Linked DNA regions of Mus musculus: region 1 is linked to region 2. The links are chromatin loops, found by intact Hi-C in ENCODE. Cell type or tissue: left cerebral cortex. All regions are shown on one strand. Links, peaks and the distances in the headings refer to the core of each region. The heading gives the core; the rest is flanking DNA. Region 1 holds the start of Rab3d (RAB3D, member RAS oncogene family). Region 2 holds the start of Smarca4 (SWI/SNF related, matrix associated, actin dependent regulator of chromatin, subfamily a, member 4).

Region 1 (9,110 bases), core at 1,940-6,939, 300 kb after region 2:
TCCCAGGAATAGGTTTTGATCTGCGTAGCCCTGGAGAGTTGTAGACATTGAGAGTGAGGTTAGGATCGGGAGGGGGAGAATGAAAGCCCACGCGTGGCATGTCAGTGGTTGGCCAGTGCTTACCAGTCCTGCACCGCGGTGAAGGACTCCTGGTTGGCGATGTCATACATGAGCAGGAAACCCATAGCTCCGCGATAGTAGGCCGTGGTGATTGTCCGGTAGCGCTCCTGGCCTGCTGTGTCCTGGGCAAACAGCAGTCAGTCAGCTAGGTAGGGGCCACCTGCTCCCCACCTGACTCTGCGGGACCCTGAAAGGGACACAGGTCTACTCTTGCGGCCCAATCTGATAGGAGAAGAGTGGTGTTCCCTTCACAGGCCTAGTGTGACAGAGAGGTATGGCCCTGCCCTCACAGTCCAATCTGATTGGAGGAATACTGGTGTTCCCTCATGGCCCAGTCTGATGCGCATTGCCGGCCGTGTAGCACCAGCCCCCGTGTCCCATCTTGAAAACTCAGTTCTGACTCAGCTCTTCCCTGGACGGACTCCACTGTGCAGGGCTGTCCCTCATCTATGAGCTTCCTAACCTGGTTTCCGAGAACCCATGTAACAGTCACAAAGAAGAGCCATCTGGGCCTCGGGCCATCATCTTGATCTGCTTCTGGTCCCTTTGTCACCGTAATGATATCAACAACCGGACTAGGGACAGGATGTAGCACTGAGCCTGGCAGCCCCATGGGAGTCAAGATGGTTCCCAAATGATACCTCACTAGTCACTGATACTTCCAAGAAGTACCTTCTGTCCACCTTGTGCCTCCCCAGGATGCTCTGGGGAGGTATGCTCCCACACCCTGGTGGACTTCCCTCAGGGATAAAAGACGCCTCCCGGCCCCAAGCTGTTCTGTGTGTGTGTGTGCTGGGGTTTTCTACTGACTGCCCTCCCACTCCCCACATGACTACTCAGCCCACCCAAATCTGCAGCTTGATCCTCTTGTCATGTCGGTAGACCGTCTTGACCTTGAAGTCGATGCCCACTGTGCTCACGAAGGCAGGGGTGAAGGAGTCATCGGCATAGCGGAACAGGAAGGATGTCTTGCCCACGCTGCTGTTCCCGATCAAGAGCAGTTTGAACATGTAGTCAAAGTTCTGGTCAGCAGCGTCTCTTGGGCTGGCAGGGGGCTCACTAGCGGATGCCATCTCAGTGGGATCTGCTTGGAGGGGAGACCAGAAATCCTGATGTCAAAGAGGGGACTCCTGTAAGAGGGCAGCTTCCGTAAGGGTGAGTCTATGGGTCCATTGGTTTCAAGAATCACATCTTCCGACACGTGGATCTGGGATCAAACGCAGGTCATCAGGCTGGGCAGCAAGTGCCTTTTCCTGCAAAGCCATCCCCTAGCCCTAGTTTTAAAGTTTTATTTATTTTTATTTATTTATTGAGACAAGGTCTCACTCTGGAGTAAGACTAAGGCTGCATATGTGACTGGTGTATGGGGTTGACAGGGACGTGGCTCCACCTCGGGGCTGTAGTTAGAGGCAGCTGTAAACTGCCTGACCTGGGCTCTGAGAATCTAAGTCAGGTTGTCTGAAAGAACTGCTCTTAGCAGCTGAGCCATCTCTCTACTCCTTCTCATTTTTTCCACTTTTATTCTTTAAGGAAAGATCTCAGGTAGCTCAGGCTGACCTCAAACTCCCCATGTGGTGGATCCCTGCCTCTGGAGCTGTGGATTACAGGTGTGCACCACTGTGCCCTTCTTAATGATCCTTGTGGTATTCATCAACAAACTTCTGCTGAGTCTCTGCACCAGGCATGGGTCTCTGAAGAGACACAGCTGTGCATAAGAAAGAAACACCACAGTGAGAGGGCTGTGGTTGCTATTTAATCTTTACACAAAGGTGAGGCTGAGGGCTGGGGAGTAGAGCACTCACCTGCGTTTTCAGCCCCAGCACCCAGCAAACCAGGTGTGATGTGCACACCTGTAATTTCAGCACTACAGAGTGGAAACAGAGTACCAGGCGTTCAAAGCCATCCTGCGTTACATTGGAAGTTCCTTACCAAACTGGGGTGGGTTATATGAGAACTTGTCTCAGAAAGAAAGGAAGGGAGGAAGGAAGGAAGGAAGGAAAAAAGAAAGAGAGAGGGACAGAGAGAGAGAAAGAGAAAAAGGAAAGAAATATGGAACCTTTATAGTGGAAGGTTCAGATCTTCTCCCTTCAGGTGCAGGACCAGGTAACAGGTGAAAACTCAGGGCCAGTTGGGGCTGGGGGGCCGTGGTGGTGAGGAAGTTGCACGGGCTGCAAGCTGGACTTTGCCCAGTGCAAGCAGCTGGTATGGCCAGGTGTGTAGGTGTGTGTGTGACTGCCAGCTAGACAGAGCCCCTTCCATCAAGGCTTGGATGTTGAATTTAGCTGGTGCTTGCCTCTGGGGTGCTGTCCTGTCCTCTCCAAATCCACTGTAACCCTTTCCCTGTCTCCCAGGGTGAGGGTAATTTCTATATATATAACATAAGGTTTAAAGGCCCAGTTAGGCTCCCAAGTGGGTATCTACCATTTTATTTGTCAAAGGGGCCGGGCCTGGCTCCCTCTTGGCCAAAGCTGACTCACCCCAGCCATGGTCCACAAAGACAGGACTGAAAGTCATCAAATCCAAGAGAATTATCCTAGCCACTTAATGACTGCAAAACCCACCACCCCATATCCTCCTGTTTATATCTTCCCACACTCCAGCATTCTGTTTTATCCAAATCTAGGGTGTTCTTCCAAGCTCTCCCCCACCCCCGCCCCCACTTTGCTTTCTCCAGCTGTCTAGCTTAGAGCTGCTCTCCGAAGCCCAAGCAAAAGTATTTCTCAATGGCCTTCGGTGTTTTCTGTTTCTCTACTCCGTGCATTTCTAAGGAGAACGCAGCCAACCCCACCCTGTGTTCCGGGAGAACGGGTTTGAGGCGTCCGTCGGGCAGGGCCTCCAGGCTGGCCCCCGCCCCACCACGGCTTCTCTTCTGGGCCATCTAGGGGTCCCCTAGCCCTCAAGGTTGGCACCCGAACAGTCACTGCACTGCGTGCACCAGCAAGTGCCTCCCCCATCACCATATGGCGCCGTCGCTCGGCCCCAAGCTGGGCTTCTCGCCCACCCCGCCACCGTTCGCAGAGCTTGCCGGGTGCGGGGAACCCAGAAGAGCCAGCAGCACTGACAGGGGGTGCGGGACCCAGGCTCGCGCGGACCCCAGTTCAACCCTGTCATAGTGCACGCGCGTATCAGCGGGTTGGCAGGTGCACTCGCTCCTGGGCTCACCTCGGGTCCCGCCTTGCACACCAGGATCCGCCCACGAAGTTGCTACGGCCCCGCACAGGGCTGCGACCCTCGCCCCACAGCTGCCGGCGCTGCCAACACTGACACCCGGATCCCGCGCCGGCTCCGCCCAGGCGGAGGGGGCGAGGCCGCAGAAGACTAGGCGAGGTGAGCGGGTGGGGCCTAGAAGGGGCGGGGCGCCTTGAGAGTTGGCGCCCGGCGGTGGGCGTGGTCTTACGGGTGTGGGCGCCGCCAACGGAGCCAGGAGATGGGCGTGGCCTGTCGGAGGCTTGGACGCCACAAAAGTCCTAGCTGAGTGGGCGAGCCTTGCAGGCGGAGGTGGGGTCTGGCAGGGGCGGGGCCACCTCAAGAGGCGTCAGAGGTGGGCAGGGAGTTGAGAGGATGGGACCTGGTAGTATGGTAGGAGAGGGGTGGTAGGGATCTGGGAGTGCAAGTCTGTGGTCCTGAGCTAGAGCCCAGAGGAGCGGGAAGAGGCATTAAGTCCCATCAGAGCCTCTCTTTCCTAACTAGAGGTAGAAAACATTTTCTATGCATTCTGTGTTAACAGGAAAACCTCAGCAGCTGAGTTCTATTCCCATCTCCCCTTTCTAGGACTGTGACTCCTGACATATTTAACCTCTCTCAACCTCAATGTTTCCCTCTGTCGAGTGGTTCATAACAAGATTAGTGTAACCATAGTTTTATTCCTTTTACTTTTGGGGGCTGGAGAGATGTCTCAGCGGTTAAAATCACTTGTTCTTGTTGAGGATATGAGTTTGAGTCTCAGGACTCACATGGTGTCTAATAACTCCAGTTCCAGGAGACCTGACCCTTCTTACTTCATCAAACTGCAAGAGCCCACGTGGTGCAGACAAAACACTCATGTAAAATAAAATTTAAAATTCTAAAAATTAAAATTTTTTTGTTTGTTTTCCAGGCTTGCCTCAAACTCCTTAAGTACCAAGAGTAAATGTGAACTGATTCCCCTGGCTCCACCTCCCAAGGTCTGGGATTGAAGGTGTACAAAGCCATGCTGCTTTACACGGTGCTAGGGATGGAGCCCAAGGCTTCTTATATAGAGAGTGGTTACTCTATCTCCCCAGTGCTGGCCTGAATCCTAGGCATAATCCCCGTTCCACGTGGGAGGAGTCTGGCTCTAAAGGGTGCTAGATTCTTCTGTTCAACATGCCTAAGGGCTCTTGGAGTTAAAACATGTTTTAGAAATAAGGAAACTGGGGCTGGAGAGATGGCTCAGCAGTTAAGAGCACTGACTGTTCTTCCAGAGGTCCTGAGTTCAAATCTCAGGAACCACATGGTGGCTCACAACCATCTGTGATGGGATCTGATGCCCTCTTCTGGTGTGCCTGAAGACAGCTACAGTGTATTCATATATATAAATAAGGAAACTGAGGATCAAAGAAAAGTAGATATTTGCCAGAGTCCACACAGCAAGATTTCGAATTCAGTTGCTACTAAGCCTGATATGAGGGTTTCAGGGACCAACAGAGTAGAAGGAGAACCAATTCCCACAAGTTGTCCTCTGATCTCCACATGCAATAAACAAAAGAATAAATAAATGTAAAAAATCAAACAGAGCCGGGTGTGGTGGCACATGCCTTTAATCCTGGCACTGGGGAGGAAGAGGCAAAGGCAGGTGGATTTCTGAGTTCGAAGCCAGCCTGGTCTACAAAGTGAGTTCCAGGACAGCCAGGGCTACACAGAGAAACCCTGTCTCAAAAAAAAAAAAAAAAAAAAAAAAAAAATCAGACTTTTAGGTATGGTAGCTAACATTTGTAATTCCAGAATTTGGGAGGTAGAGGAAGACAGAAATCAGGAGTTCAAGGTCATACTCAGGTATGTAGTAACTTCAAGTTCAGCCTGAACTCAGAAGAGACTCCATCTCCAAAGTTATCTGCATGTGTGTCTAAACAGGTGAAATGGTGTATTTCTGTCATCCTAGTACTAGGAAGCTGAGACACGAGGACTGCCATGAATTTGAGGCTAGCTGGGTCACATAGTAAGTTTTAAATCAGATTGGCTACATAGTAATAAGAGCCTGTCTCAAAAATATAGAGACTGATATAGTAGCTCCTATCTGTAATTTTAGTACATGAGAGGTGGAGGCAGGAAAATTCTCAAGTTTCAGGCCAACTTGGGCCACAGGATTCCAAGTCAGCCTGAGCTAGAGACCCTGCCTCAAAGCACATACACACAGACCATTATCACACACACCATTACCACACAGAAACTTGAACGTCACTGCTCACTCAGATGCCTAAGGGAACAAGAGCTGCCTCCAAAGATTTAACATGAATTGTGCCGGAGAGTATTAGCTAGGAAGAGCTGAGTTATTCCTAGAAACAAGCAGTCCCCAAAGACTTCAGGATATCACTCACCCAGGTTCACAGCTCGGAATGGATGCTAGGGGCTAAGGAAAGATGTTCTAGCCTGTCTTGTAAACGCTTTTAAAAAAAGATTTATTTATTTTATTTATATGAGTACACTGTCACTGCTTTCAGACACACCAGAAGAGGGCATCAGATCCCATTACAGATGGTTGTGAGCCACCATGTGGTTTCTGGGAATTGAATTCAAGTCCTCTGGAAGAGCAGTCAGTGCTCTTAACCACTGAGCCATCTCTCCAGCCAGTAAACACTTCTGCTCACATCTCATCAGCCAAAGAAAGTCATAATGTCACTTCCAGTGTCGGCAGAATCGGAAATATGATTATGCCTGGGAGGTGGGAACCTGCTGTTGCTGCAGTAACACACAGGAAGGGCAGTGGGTAGAGCTGAGCCAGGTATACAGAAGTTACACAATATATGGTCACTGTTAGAGGAGACATGCTGGAACTTCAATAGCTCACACTCCAATGTGTCATGTCACCAGGTATGGGCAATCTGAGGCTCTGAGTGCTACACATGTGTATACACACACACACACACACACCCCTGGCTTTTCCTGAGGTGAAAAAAATGACCATGGCCATCTCCAAAGAAGCATTTATTGACACACAGGGTCTGTGTTAGAGGCTCCTGAGTCCCAGGGCAAGGCCCACAAGGCAGAGCCCATTGCTCAGCAGGCACCCCAGGTTGCAGAGGGAAGACAGGCCATGGTAGTGGTAGAACTTCCGGCGTAGAGCACTGTACTTGGGGTCCTTGTCCCGCAGCTGGCGGTAGGGATCAGGGCCCTGGAAGTTGCCTGGCACCTCTGTCCCCAGGCCCCGCTCTTTCTCTATGCTCTGCAGGGCCCGCATGACAGCCGTGGTGCGAGCCTCAAGCCAGCGAGCATTGATGGTGGCCAGTGTGAGGCTCAGAAGCAGCAGGGAAAGCTGGGGAGAGTGACAGAGTGACAGGGAGGTGAGGTAAGGGTGGCTGGGAAGTTTAGGGACCTGCATCCTCACGGGCCAGAGAGGTCCCTGAAAACAGCAGCCCTTAGGAAAGACTCTATCTACGGCCTTTTCTCGTCTTCTCTCCCACTGCTCCCTGAGCACAGAAACCTCTTCTCCAAAGCAAAAGCTTTTTTTTTTTTTCGTACGGAGAACTGACTGATCCTGGGGCCTCAGTCAAAGTGTGAGTGTCTACTATTGAGCCACAGACCTCTTTCCTCCTGTGCAGATGTGGTATGTGTACTTGTTCATATGCGTGCAACATGTGCTCGCAGGTGCATGTGATCATAGGTGTGCAGCACGTGCTCGCAAGTGCAGGTGATCATAAGTGTGCAACACGTGCTTGCAGGTGCAGGTGATCATAGGTGTGCAACACGTGCTCGCAGGTGCATGTTACCATAGGTGTACAACATGTGCTCGCAGGTGCAGGTGATCATAAGTGTGCAACACGTGCTTGCAGGTGATCATAGGTGTGTAACACGTGCTCGCAGGTGCAGGTGATCATAAGTGTGCAACACGTGCTTGAAGGTGATCATAGGTGTGTAACACGTGCTCGCAGGTGCATGTGACCATAGGTGTACAAAACGTGCTCGCAGGTGCATGTGATCATAAGTGTGCAACACGTGCTTGCAGGTGCAGGTGATTATAGGTGTGCAACACGTGCTCGCAGGTGCAGGTGACCATATGTGTGCAACACGTGCTCGCAGGTGCATGTGATCATAGGTGTGCAACACGTGCTCGCAGGTGCATGTGATCATAGGTGTGTAACACGTGCTCGCAGGTACATGTGATCATAGGTATGCAACACGTGCTCGCAGGTGCATGTGATCATAGGTGTGTAACACGTGCTCGCAGGTACATGAGATCATAGGTGTGCAACACGTGCTCGCAGGTGCATGTGATCATAGGTGTGCAACACGTGCTCGCAGGTACATGTGATCATAGGTGTGCAACACGTGCTCGCAGGTGCATGTGATCATAGGTGTGCAACACGTGCTCGCAGGTACATGTGATCATAGGTATGCAACACGTGCTCGCAGGTGCATGTGATCATAGGTGTGTAACACGTGCTCGCAGGTACATGTGATCATAGGTGTGCAACACGTGCTCGCAGGTGCATGTGATCATAGGTGTGCAACACGTGCTCGCAGGTACATGTGATCATAGGTGTGCAACACGTGCTTGCAGGTGCATGTGATCATAGGTGTATAACACGTGCTCGCAGGTACATGTGATCATAGGTGTGCAACACGTGCTCGCAGGTGCATGTGATCATAGGTGTGTAATACATACTCGCAGGTGCATGTGTCTGTGTTTTTGTGGAGGGCAGAAGTTACCCTTTGGGCTTCCCACTATTTTCTTCTTTTCTGTTTTTTAATTTACTGAATTTACTTATTTGTGTGTGTGTGTGTGTGTGTGTGTGTGTGTATGCCATAGTATGTATGTGCAGCCTGGACCACAGCTTGAGGGAGTCACTTCTCTTCTTCCACTGTGCAGACCCTCCCAGAGCCAACGCAGACGGTCACCAGGCTAGGCAGCTTGCTAAACCCGTCCACCTTAGTTTTTGAGATGGTGTCTCTCATTAATCCTGGAACCACCTCACGAAGCTAGGCTGACTGGCTGGCCAAGGAGCTTCAGGGATCTGCCTGTCTCCACCCTTGACTCCCATCTCCTCCCATGATGTGTACCACCTCTGTATTTGGTGTCTGAATGGATGCTGAGGACTCGAACCTGGGTCTCATGTTTGCACAGCAAGCACTCTTCTGTCCAAGTCACGGCCCAGCCTCTGCTCTTTTCAGTTTGAGTCAAGGTCTCACTGAGTTGCCTGGGCTGGAGTGGACCTCGCTCTATAGCCAAAGCTGACCTGAAACTTGCAATCCTCCTGCTTAGGCCTCCCAAATAGCTGGGATGATGGGCTTACCCATCTTCTCTCCCCAAAATTAAGACAGACGGCACTAACTGTTCTTTGATTCTCCCTGCCCAAAATCACACAGCCTAATACAGGACCCATCTCTTCTGTGCTTCCATTTCAGACCCAAGGAACTGACACTGGACCAACAGGAAATGATTAAACACCTGGGGGAATACCAGTTACCCATAATCCTCTCTGATCTCTAGAAGATTATTCTTTTGGAGGGAGCAGGTTGAGACAAGTTCTCAGTAGCTCAGGTTGGTTTCAAACTCCTTATGTAAGTGACCCTGGCCTTGAACTCCTGACCTCCACCTCTCAAGAGGGTATACAGGTATCTCCACTACATCAGCCTTGGTCTTTGTATTTAAATTTTTACTTTTAGTTAATTGGTTTTTTTTTTTTTTTGCTTTTGTTTGTTTTGCTTTGTTTTGAGACAAGGTCTCTCTTTGCAGCCCTGGCTGTCCTGGAACTCTCTATGTAGACCAGGCTAGCTTTGAACTCAGAGAAATTCTCCTGTCTCTGACTCCAGAA
Region 2 (9,110 bases), core at 2,616-7,615:
GAATGTACATGGAAAGGCAGAAGAGACCAGAGAGAGAATAAGGGTATTGCTGGCAGGTTCCATGACACCTGGCTCACATTCCAGGGTCTGCTTACCATGGGCGTGGGAATCCATAAGAGTTTCCATCTGGTAGTGGTATGACTGGACAGTGTAATCCCAGCCTGCAGGAGGCTAAGACAGGGTCATGAGTTTGAGTTCAGCCTAAAGATAGTGAGAAGCTTTTCTCTAAAATCAACCAGGAACAAACCCCTGTGCTGGTTGATAGATCATTCTAGCTATGGCCAGCCAATAAGTGGGTAGTAGCATAATGGGATGGTCAGAAGGTAACCTCAGTGAGGCATGGTGGCTCATACCTGTCATCCTAGCACTTCAGAATTTGAGGAAGAGAATCAGGAGGTCAAGGCCATCCTCAGCTTCTTAAGAATTCCAGCTCCAGCCGGGCGTGGTGGTGCACGCCTTCAATCCCAGCAGAGGAGGCAGATTTCTGAGTTCGAGGCCAGCCTGGTCTACAAAGTGAGTTCCAGGACAGCCAGGGCTATACAGAGAAACCCTGTCTTGGAAAAAAAAAAAAGAATTACAGCTGGATCTGGGCTACTTGAGACACTATCTTCAAAATTAACATGGTTCAGCAGATAAAGGCACTTGCTGCCAACCCTGACAACTTGGGACTCACAGGGTAGGGTAAAACTGGCTTCTGCAAATTTCTCTGAGCTCAACATGAGCATCACGGCCCTCTCATACATGCATGTGTGCATGTACACGCGTGCACACATGCACATATACATGTAATAAAACATGTTTTTTAGAAATTTCAGGGCAGGAGAGATGGCTCAGCTCTTAAGAGCACTAACTGCTCTTCCAAAGGTCCAGAGTTCAAAACACAGCAACCACATGGTGGCTCACAACCATTCCTACTGAGATCTGACGCCTTCTTCTAGAGTGTCTGAAGATAGCTACAGTCTACTTACATATAATAATAAATAAATCTTTGGACCGGAGCGAGTGGAGGTCCTGAGTTCAATTCCCATAATGGCTCACAACCATCTTAGTACACCTACACTGTACTCATACACATAAATCTTTTAAAAAGCATTTCAGGGCGAGCCAGGCAGTAGTGGTGCCTGCCTCTGATCCCAGCAGCTAGAGCAGATGAAGGCTGAGATTGAGGCTAGGTCTACATGGACAGTTCTAGGACAGCCTGGACTGCATAAGGAGATCCTGTCTCTAAAACCCCCAGGCAACGTGGTGACGAATGCCTCTAGTTCCAGTACTTGGGAGGCAGAGGCAGGTGGAGCTCTGAGTTCCAGGCCAGCCTGGTCTTCAGAGCGAGGCCAGTCTTGTCTAATGAGCGAGTTCCAGGACAGCCAGGGCTATGCAAAGAAACCCTGCCTTGAAAAAATACAACCACCCACCTCCCACCCAAAACAGATAATAACAAAAAACAAGAAAACTCCAAAAACTCGCTGCTCTTGCAAAGAACCAGGGTTCAATTCCCAATGACCACATCAGGTGACTGACAATTATTGTCTATAATTCCAGCTGCAGCAGGAACTGCAGTTTTCTTGCCTATGTGGGCACCTGCACTCATGTGCACATATCTATGCACACACATAGGCAAACTCACAAATATCTGCTTGCCTCTCAAGTGCTGGGAGAGTAACAATGTATGCTGTTAATAGAAAAAAAAAAAACCCAAAAACAATTTACCTTGGAAGTGGTGACACATGTCTTTGATCCCAGCAAGGGAGGCAGAGGCAGGTGAATCTCTGTGAGTTCCAGGACAGCGTGGTCTACAGAGCAATTTCCAGGACAGTGGGGCTACACAGAAAAACCCTTTCTCAATAAGTAGATAAATAGAACCAAAAACTTAAAAATTTGAGTGAAGAAGGAAACTTTATTACTTTTCTGTAGCTGTGATAGACCAAAAGCAACTTGGGGAGGAAAGATTTTATTTCAGCTTATAGTTCCATAATTGAATGAAGTCAGTTCAGGAACCTAGAAGCAGAAACCATGGAGAAATGCTTACTGCCTTGCTCACTGGCTTATTCTCAGCGAGCTTTCTTACACAGCTGAGGCCCATCTGCAAAGGGATTGTGCCACCCACAGTGGGTGGTCCCACATCAATCATTAGTCAAGGCAGTCTTTTATACACATGACCACAGTAGAGTCTAATAGAGGCAGTTTGTCATCTGAGATTCCCTTTTCCATAGTGACTCAAGCTTGTTTCAGTTGACAAAACTAACCAGGACAAGGAAGAGGTCCAGACCCCACTTGTCTACTTCCTTAACAATAAACTTTAAGCCTGGCTGTGGTGGCGCACACCTTTAATTCCAGCACTTGGAAGGCAGAGGCAGGTAGATTTCTGAGTTCAAGGCCAGCCTGGTCTACAGAGTGAGTTCCAGGACTGCCAAGGTTACACAGAGAAACCCTGTCTCAAAAAACAAACAAACAATAAGGTTTAGAAAGCCGTCAGCTGGCTTGGTCCTGAGGGGTCCTAGTAAAAGTTACTGCTTCTGTTTTACAGATGGAGAACACAAGACAATGTTGGATCCAGCATACTTGTGTGCTAACTATGAAGTCTGGCTTATACCTGGTCCAGCTTTTGTATATATTTGGACTCTTGTTCATGATTTTCCTGGTACGTACCTATCTAGAATGGAAAAGACCCAATTTGTTGATGCAGGTTGAGTGTTTGGCAGAGTTGCCCACTCAATAGACAGGCAGCCTGGTCTCTGTTTATCACCACCCCCTCCCACCCATTTTTCTCTCTTTTCTTTTTCTTTCTTTCTTCCTTTTTTTTTTCTTTTCTTTTCTTTTTTCTTTTTTTTTGTTATTTGTTATTTTGTTTCTCGAGACAGGGTTTCTCTGTGTAGCCCTGGCTGTCTTGGAACTCACTCTGTAGACCAGGCTGGCCTCGAACTGAGAAATCTGCCTGTCTCTGCCTCCCAAGTGCTGGGATTAAAAGCATGTGCCACCACTGCCCGGCACTTTCCCCTTTTCTTACCCTGTGAAGCAGTCTCATATAGCCAGATAGCCTCAAATTCACTCTGAAAGCTGGGCAGTGGTGGCGCACGCCTTTAATCCCAGCACTCCGGAGGCAGACCCAGGTAGATTTCTGAGTTTGAGGTCAGCCTGCTCTACAGAGTGAGTTCCAGGACAGCCAGGGCTACACAAAGAAACCCTGTCTCAAAAAAAAAAAAAAATCTCTCTGAAGCTGAGGATGACTTTGCACTATGGATCTTCATGCCTCTGCATTTCTATTTCTGAGACCACAGGCACGTGTCTCTATGCCTGTATGTCTAGTTTACTCAGTGTTGGCGATGGAACCCAGGGTTTCATGCATGCCAGTCACACACTACAAGCAAGAATTATACTCTCACCCTCCTAGTCCATAGATGATACTTAAAAAGAAATCTAGCCAGGTCGTGATGGTGCACACCTTTAGTCCAGGCAGTCAGTAGGCAACAGCAAGCAAATCTACAGATTTGAGGCCAGCCTACTGAAGGGCTACACATAGAAACCCTGTCTTGAAAAACAAAAACAGCAGGGCAGTGGTGGCGTGTGCCTTTAATCCCAGCACTTGGGAGGCAGAGGCAGGTGGCTTTCCGAGTTGAGGCCAGCTTGGTCTACAGAGTGAGTTCCAGGACAGCCAGGACTGCACAGGGAAACCCTGTCTCAAAAAAGAAAAAAAAAAAAGAAAACAATTTAAAAATATATTAAAAAAATTAAAAATCTAGTATGGCTGGTACTGGTAGCACATGCCTTTAATTATGGCACTCTGGAGACAGAGAGAGGGGAGAGAGAGAGAGAGAGAGAGAGAGAGAGAGAGAGAGAGAGAGAGAGAGAGAGAATATTCTAGTATTCCTAGTACTCAGGCGAAGCTCCTGAGTTGGAAGCAGTTCTGGCCCCCGAGAAGTGTTGGGAACGGAATGGAGGTCCTCTGCAAGGGCAAGTGCTCTTAACTGCTGAGCCACCTATCCAGTCACCAAAATTTATTTTTTTGAGAAAATTTATTTTTTTGAGAAAATCTCATTATGTAACCTTGGCAGGCCTGGAACTCACTATGTGGATAAAGTTGGCCACAAACAAAGATCAGCTTGGTGAGATTAAGGACAAATGCCACTAAACTCCGGCTGAAAATAAACCTGAAAACCAGAACTGAGCTGTGTGTGTTGGGGGTGGGGTGGGGTGGGGGGTGGTGGTGGGGAAGCAGAGGCAGGTAGATGTCAGTTCGAGGTCACCCTGGTCTCAGGATCCAGTTCCAGGTCAGCCAGAGCTACACAAAGAAACTCTGTCCTCGAAAAACAAAAACAAAACAAAACAACCAAGCGAAAATACCATGATAGTTTGCCAGTCTTGGTATCTTGGGTCTGTAACCCTAGCGTTTAAGAGGCAGTAGCAGGCCAGTGATTTAATGGCCTGAAACATTCTTTTTTGTTCTTTGTGGCAGAAAACACCCTTTTGTTTGTTTACTTAGAGAAGGTCTCACTTTGTATCCATGGCTGCCCTGGAACCTCACTATGTAAAAGACCAAGCTGGATTGGTACATGCATGCAGCACTCAGGAAGGAAGATGTCTGAGTTCGAGGCCAGCTTAGTCTAGAGCAAGTGCCAGGACAGCCACGGCTACACAAAGAAAACCCGTCTTAAAAAACTAAAGACAGCCGGGCGTGGTGGCGCACGCCTTTAATCCCAGCACTCGGGAGGCAGAGGCAGGCGGATTTCTTGAGTTCGAGGCCAGTCTGGTCTACAGAGTGAGTTCCAGGACAGCCAGGGCTACACAGAGAAACCCTGTCTCGAAAAACCAAAAAAATAAAAACAAACAAACAAACAAACAAACAAACCATAAAGACACACAACAAAAACAAGTAACACCTTGGTAACAAACTCAAGAGATCCACCTGCCTCTGCCTCCCGAACACTACCAAATATTTTAAAAACTCAACCAGAGGCATGAATCTACAGATTTGGACAGAGTTCTATGCTCCAAGGCTAATGGCTTTCTTGGAAATCAGAAGTTAAATTGTGAATATGGCTGTTTCTACCTCACACTCTGTATTTTACTTATTCATTCGGTTGCCTCCCCACAGACTGTAATAGAGGGCAGCAAGTAGCCGATAGCAGCTCAATAAATATTTGTAAAGCTAATTACTGGGCCTCAGCAGGTTCTGCAGGAAATGTGGCCAGGGCAGAGTCTTGCAGAGCAGGCAGGGCAGCGCCAGAACCAGGATCAAAGCGTTTCCCGGGCCTGCACTTAGCACCGCGTGGGCTCTGCCGGTCCTGGGATAGCTTGGCCATCTCTCCGCTTCTCTTTCCTCCCTGGGTGCTCCAACTGCTCCGAGCCTGAGGACTTTAATTTCATCCTTACTATCTCCCATCTGGACCACCCACCCCCTCCCCCAACCTTTAAGCGTCGCCGCAGTGCTACCCCCACTGCGCATGCCTCCCGGCTTGAGGCCCAGTTTCGTGCCTGGGAGGTAGATGTGCGCTTGCGCAGAGCCGCCCCGAGCCCCCCACAGGGGCGGTGCACCAGGATCTTGTGCAGCCTCTGGGCCCGCCCACCTCCTCGCGCCCTCAAAGGACTAGTACGCGTGCGCACAGCGAATGGCTGAGCATGCGCGCAGAGAGCGGAAGGGTGGGCTGGCGCGCGCACGAGGCCGGCCGGGCAGCGGAAGCAGGGCAAGTGGAGCGGGTAGACAGGGAGGCGGGGGCGCGCGGCGGGCGCGTGCGGTGGGGGGGGGTGGCCTGGCGAAGCCCAGCGGGCGCGCGCGCGAGGCTTTCCCACTCGCTTGGCAGCGGCGGAGACGGCTTCTTTGTTTCCTGAGGAGAAGCGAGACGCCCACTCTGTCCCCGACCCCTCGTGGAGGGTTGGGGGCGGCGCCAGGAAGGTTACGGCGCCGTTACCTCCAGGTAAGGAATGGAGGCTCCCGGGCGGAACCAGGCTCCCGGGGCTTGGGCAAGACGGTTTGAATGAAGCGGAGGCGCCGGGAGGGGGAGGGGGCAGCTGGGCGACCAAAGCGGGGTCGCGGTACGGCGGCGCCTGAGGGTCAAGAAGCCCTGCGCGCGCGTCTCAGGCCGCAGTGCAGCGAGACCGCGGCGGCTTCCTGACTGTGGCCGGCGAGGCGGGTGGCTCTGGGCCGCGTGAAGGCCGCGCGCGCGTTCTCGTAGGGTCTTGGACAAAGCTTCTTCCCTTTGGCGTTTCAGAGATCCAGATCCCCCACTTTAATTTCTGTGGACCCCAACTTTGAACAGTGGCTAGGTGTCGTGGGCTTTTCTGGCCTCGTTTGTAACGGGTGGGATCCCAATGCCCTGTGGTCGGGCGTCGGGAGCAACATTTTTACCTCAGTTATTGATGCCCAGTGTAGCTTGGACACAGTCATGAGCCCTCTTCGGTCTCCAGACCTTACTTTCTTCATGTTTATTATTTTTTTTTTTGATAAATTTCATTATTGCAGATTTTGAAGGAAAAATAAAGAATTTCTTCCATGGCTTCAAAATGTTTGCCTAAAAAGTGAAAGATGCCTGGGGACGTTTGCTCTCGGCGGCATTGTTTTTCTTTTGAGTCCCTTGGCCCTTCCCAGTTTTTAAGATAGGGTTTTTTATTTTAAAACACCGAAGGCAAGTGTTTTGTGCGGGTCCGAAGACATCTACTTGATCCCTTTTACCTCCAGTGACTCCTCAGGAACTAGAAACAAGTTTTTGTTTGAACTGACAGACAGCCTTTGAGTTTGATGCCCAGCGCCGGCTGCTGTCAGCTTGCTGTGTGGCCTTAGGCGAAATCGCTAATCTCGCCAAACCTCTTGGTTTCCTCCTTTGTACAAGGGAATTACTTTCGCTGTTAGGATTGGGAAGAACTAGGCAAATCGTTCCTACATCATCATTATTCTGATTTTGAAGACAGACTCTTATAACCTAGGCTGACATCCAGCTCCTCATGTAGACCAGGCTGGCTTCATCCTCACTTTGCTGCCTCCACCTCCCAAGTGCTGGGATGATGTTCAGCCAGGCTTCCTGCCCTGTTCTTTGTTCTTGACTGGTCCAGCAGATAGTTGAATCTTTTACTTTGTGTTACATGTCTGGTAGGGGAATGGGCAGTAAATATGGGGACGTTTCTCCTTGGCCTGCATGTGTATTAATTCATTAAGAAGTTTTGGGTTTGTTTTGATTCTCCTGGCCCCCTTCTGTTCTCACTGTATAGTCCTGGCTGTCCTAGAACTCTGTTACCGGCTGCCCTCAAATTCACACAGATTGGCCGCCTCTGCCCTCTGAGTACTGGGATTAAACTCTTGCATTAGCAAAGCCCTTAAGGCCACTTATGTTTTATTTTTATTTATTTATTATTTTTTATTTTTTAAGATTTATTTATTATTATATCTAAGTACACTGTAGCTGTCTTCAGACTCTCATTTCGGATAATTGTGAGCCACCATGTGGTTGCTGGGATTTGAACTCAGGACCTTCTAAAAGGCAGTCAGTGCTCTTAACCACTGAGCCATCTCTCCTGCCCTTGTTTTTTTTTTTTTTTAATTAATTCAGTTTTGTTTGTTTTTTGTTTTTCCAGACAGGGTTTCTCTGTATAGCCCTAGCTGTCCTGGAACTCACTCTGTAGACCAAGGTGGCCTTGAACTTAGAAATTTGCCTGCCTCTGCCTCCTGAGTGCTGGGATTAAAGGTGTGTGCCACCATGCCCTGTTTATTTGTTTTTTTGAGACAGGGTCTCTCTGTGCAGCCCTGGCTGTCCTGGAACTTGCTTTATAGACCAGGCTGACTTCTAGCTGAACTCAGAGCTGCCTGCCTCTGCCTGGGATTCACACTGAGCCACCAGTGCCAAGCAGTTTAAAGCATTACAATTCCTTATTTATTTGTGTGTGGAGGTCAGAGAGACTTTGCCGGGGTCATTTCTCCCCTCCTTCATGTGGTTTCCCGAGATTGAACTCAGGTAGTCAGTTTTCAGTGCAAGTTACCTGTTGAGTCATTTCTCCTTTCCCTAAGTCTTAAGTGTGTTGAATTTTTGAGGTGTTGATCAAAGTTGATCCTGTACATGCTAGGGAAGTAAGTGTCCTTCCACCAAGCTAGTATCCTGCAAGCATTGTTTTGATTTTGCTATTTTTTTATTAATGTGGGTTTTTTGTTGTTGTTTGTTGTTTTGGGTGTTGTTAAGCTTGGAATCCATGGCACTGTGCATGGTAGACATGTATTGTATGTATGTATGTATGTATGTATGCATCTCTCTAACCCTTTGGCCTGCCGTTTAAGCCTCATACCCTATCTTGTGAAGGGACAGAGTGGTTGCCCAAGGGAGCAGTGGTGGGCATGTCTAGAAGGTTGCATGAAGGAGGAATCTTCATTCAAAATTAGGGAAGATGTGTCTCCCCTGGCCCCATAGCTGGGAGTGGAGCGATGTCATCACAGCTGCTGCTCTGTCTGTCTCCAGCAGGCAATAATGGGACAGGAGAGGGGTGGTCCTTGGGAGGGATGAACTTGGGGATTGGTACAAGATCCAAAGCAATAAATATTTGTTGCCGCTGCTTGGCTTTGAACTTTCCAGGCCATTGCTCTTCTAGCCCCAGATGTCACTGCTTTGAAAGTGATGAAGTCACTGGTGAAGTCTGGGGGTCCTGGTTTGGTGGTTTGTTTGTGAGTGGGTGTGAAAAGTGTTAGTTCTTTTTTTGAACTTAAAAAATTGTATTTTTTTTTTTTTTTAAAGATTTATGTATTTTATGTGAGTACACTGTAGCTGTCTTCAGACACACCAGAAGAGGACATTGGATCCCATTACAGATGGTTGTGAACCACCATGTGGTTGCTGGGATTTGAACTCAGGACCTCTGGAAGAGCAGTCAGTGCTCTTAACCACTGACCCATCTCTCAAGCCCCTTGTATTTGTTTAATTGTGTGTGATATATGGAGGTCAGAGGACAACTTTTAGGAGTGGGTTTTATACCACATGAGTCCTGGGGATTGAATTGCAGGTCATATTATTGGCAGCAAATGCTTTTACCTGCTGATCCTTCTTGCTGTCAAGGGTGCGAGTTCTTCAGGGTTCTCTAGTTCTTATGCAGCCCCTGAGTCCTGGCACTCACCTGTGAAACCGGGACCACTGGGATGTCAC

Evidence for each region. A loop is a pair of places that touch in the nucleus more often than their neighbours do. Peaks named below come from ENCODE experiments on the same cell type or tissue, not always from the same donor. Only the 100,000 strongest peaks of a DNase experiment are listed, where the experiment ranks them.
Region 1: it touches region 2 in a loop (2.9-fold over the local background); 2 of 42 quality-filtered maps call a loop at or near these places.

The regions. Positions count from the first base shown.
Region 1 is chr9:21,914,740-21,923,849 of GRCm38, forward strand. Rab3d (RAB3D, member RAS oncogene family) reads right to left here and starts at 3,444. Exons shown (of 5, transcript NM_001324531.1): 1 at 3,283-3,444; 2 at 966-1,204; 3 at 124-242; 4 at 1-30. The coding sequence starts at 1,193. It overlaps Tmem205 (transmembrane protein 205), which reads right to left. Exons shown (of 4, transcript NM_178577.5): 4 at 6,270-6,610. The coding sequence ends at 6,305. In left cerebral cortex, for the core only: a CTCF peak has its summit at 4,631 (motif pointing left); DNase peaks (open chromatin) are centred at 2,385, 2,599, 3,033, 3,542 and 1 more place; H3K4me3 peaks cover 1,968 bases; H3K27ac peaks cover 2,131 bases.
Region 2 is chr9:21,610,492-21,619,601 of GRCm38, forward strand. It overlaps Smarca4 (SWI/SNF related, matrix associated, actin dependent regulator of chromatin, subfamily a, member 4), which reads left to right and starts at 5,678. Exons shown (of 34, transcript NM_001174078.1): 1 at 5,678-5,909. Mir1946b (microRNA 1946b) reads right to left here and starts at 3,085; the gene lies at 2,953-3,085. In left cerebral cortex, for the core only: no CTCF peak of the experiment used is centred there; DNase peaks (open chromatin) are centred at 5,567, 6,012 and 6,779; H3K4me3 peaks cover 2,543 bases; H3K27ac peaks cover 2,052 bases.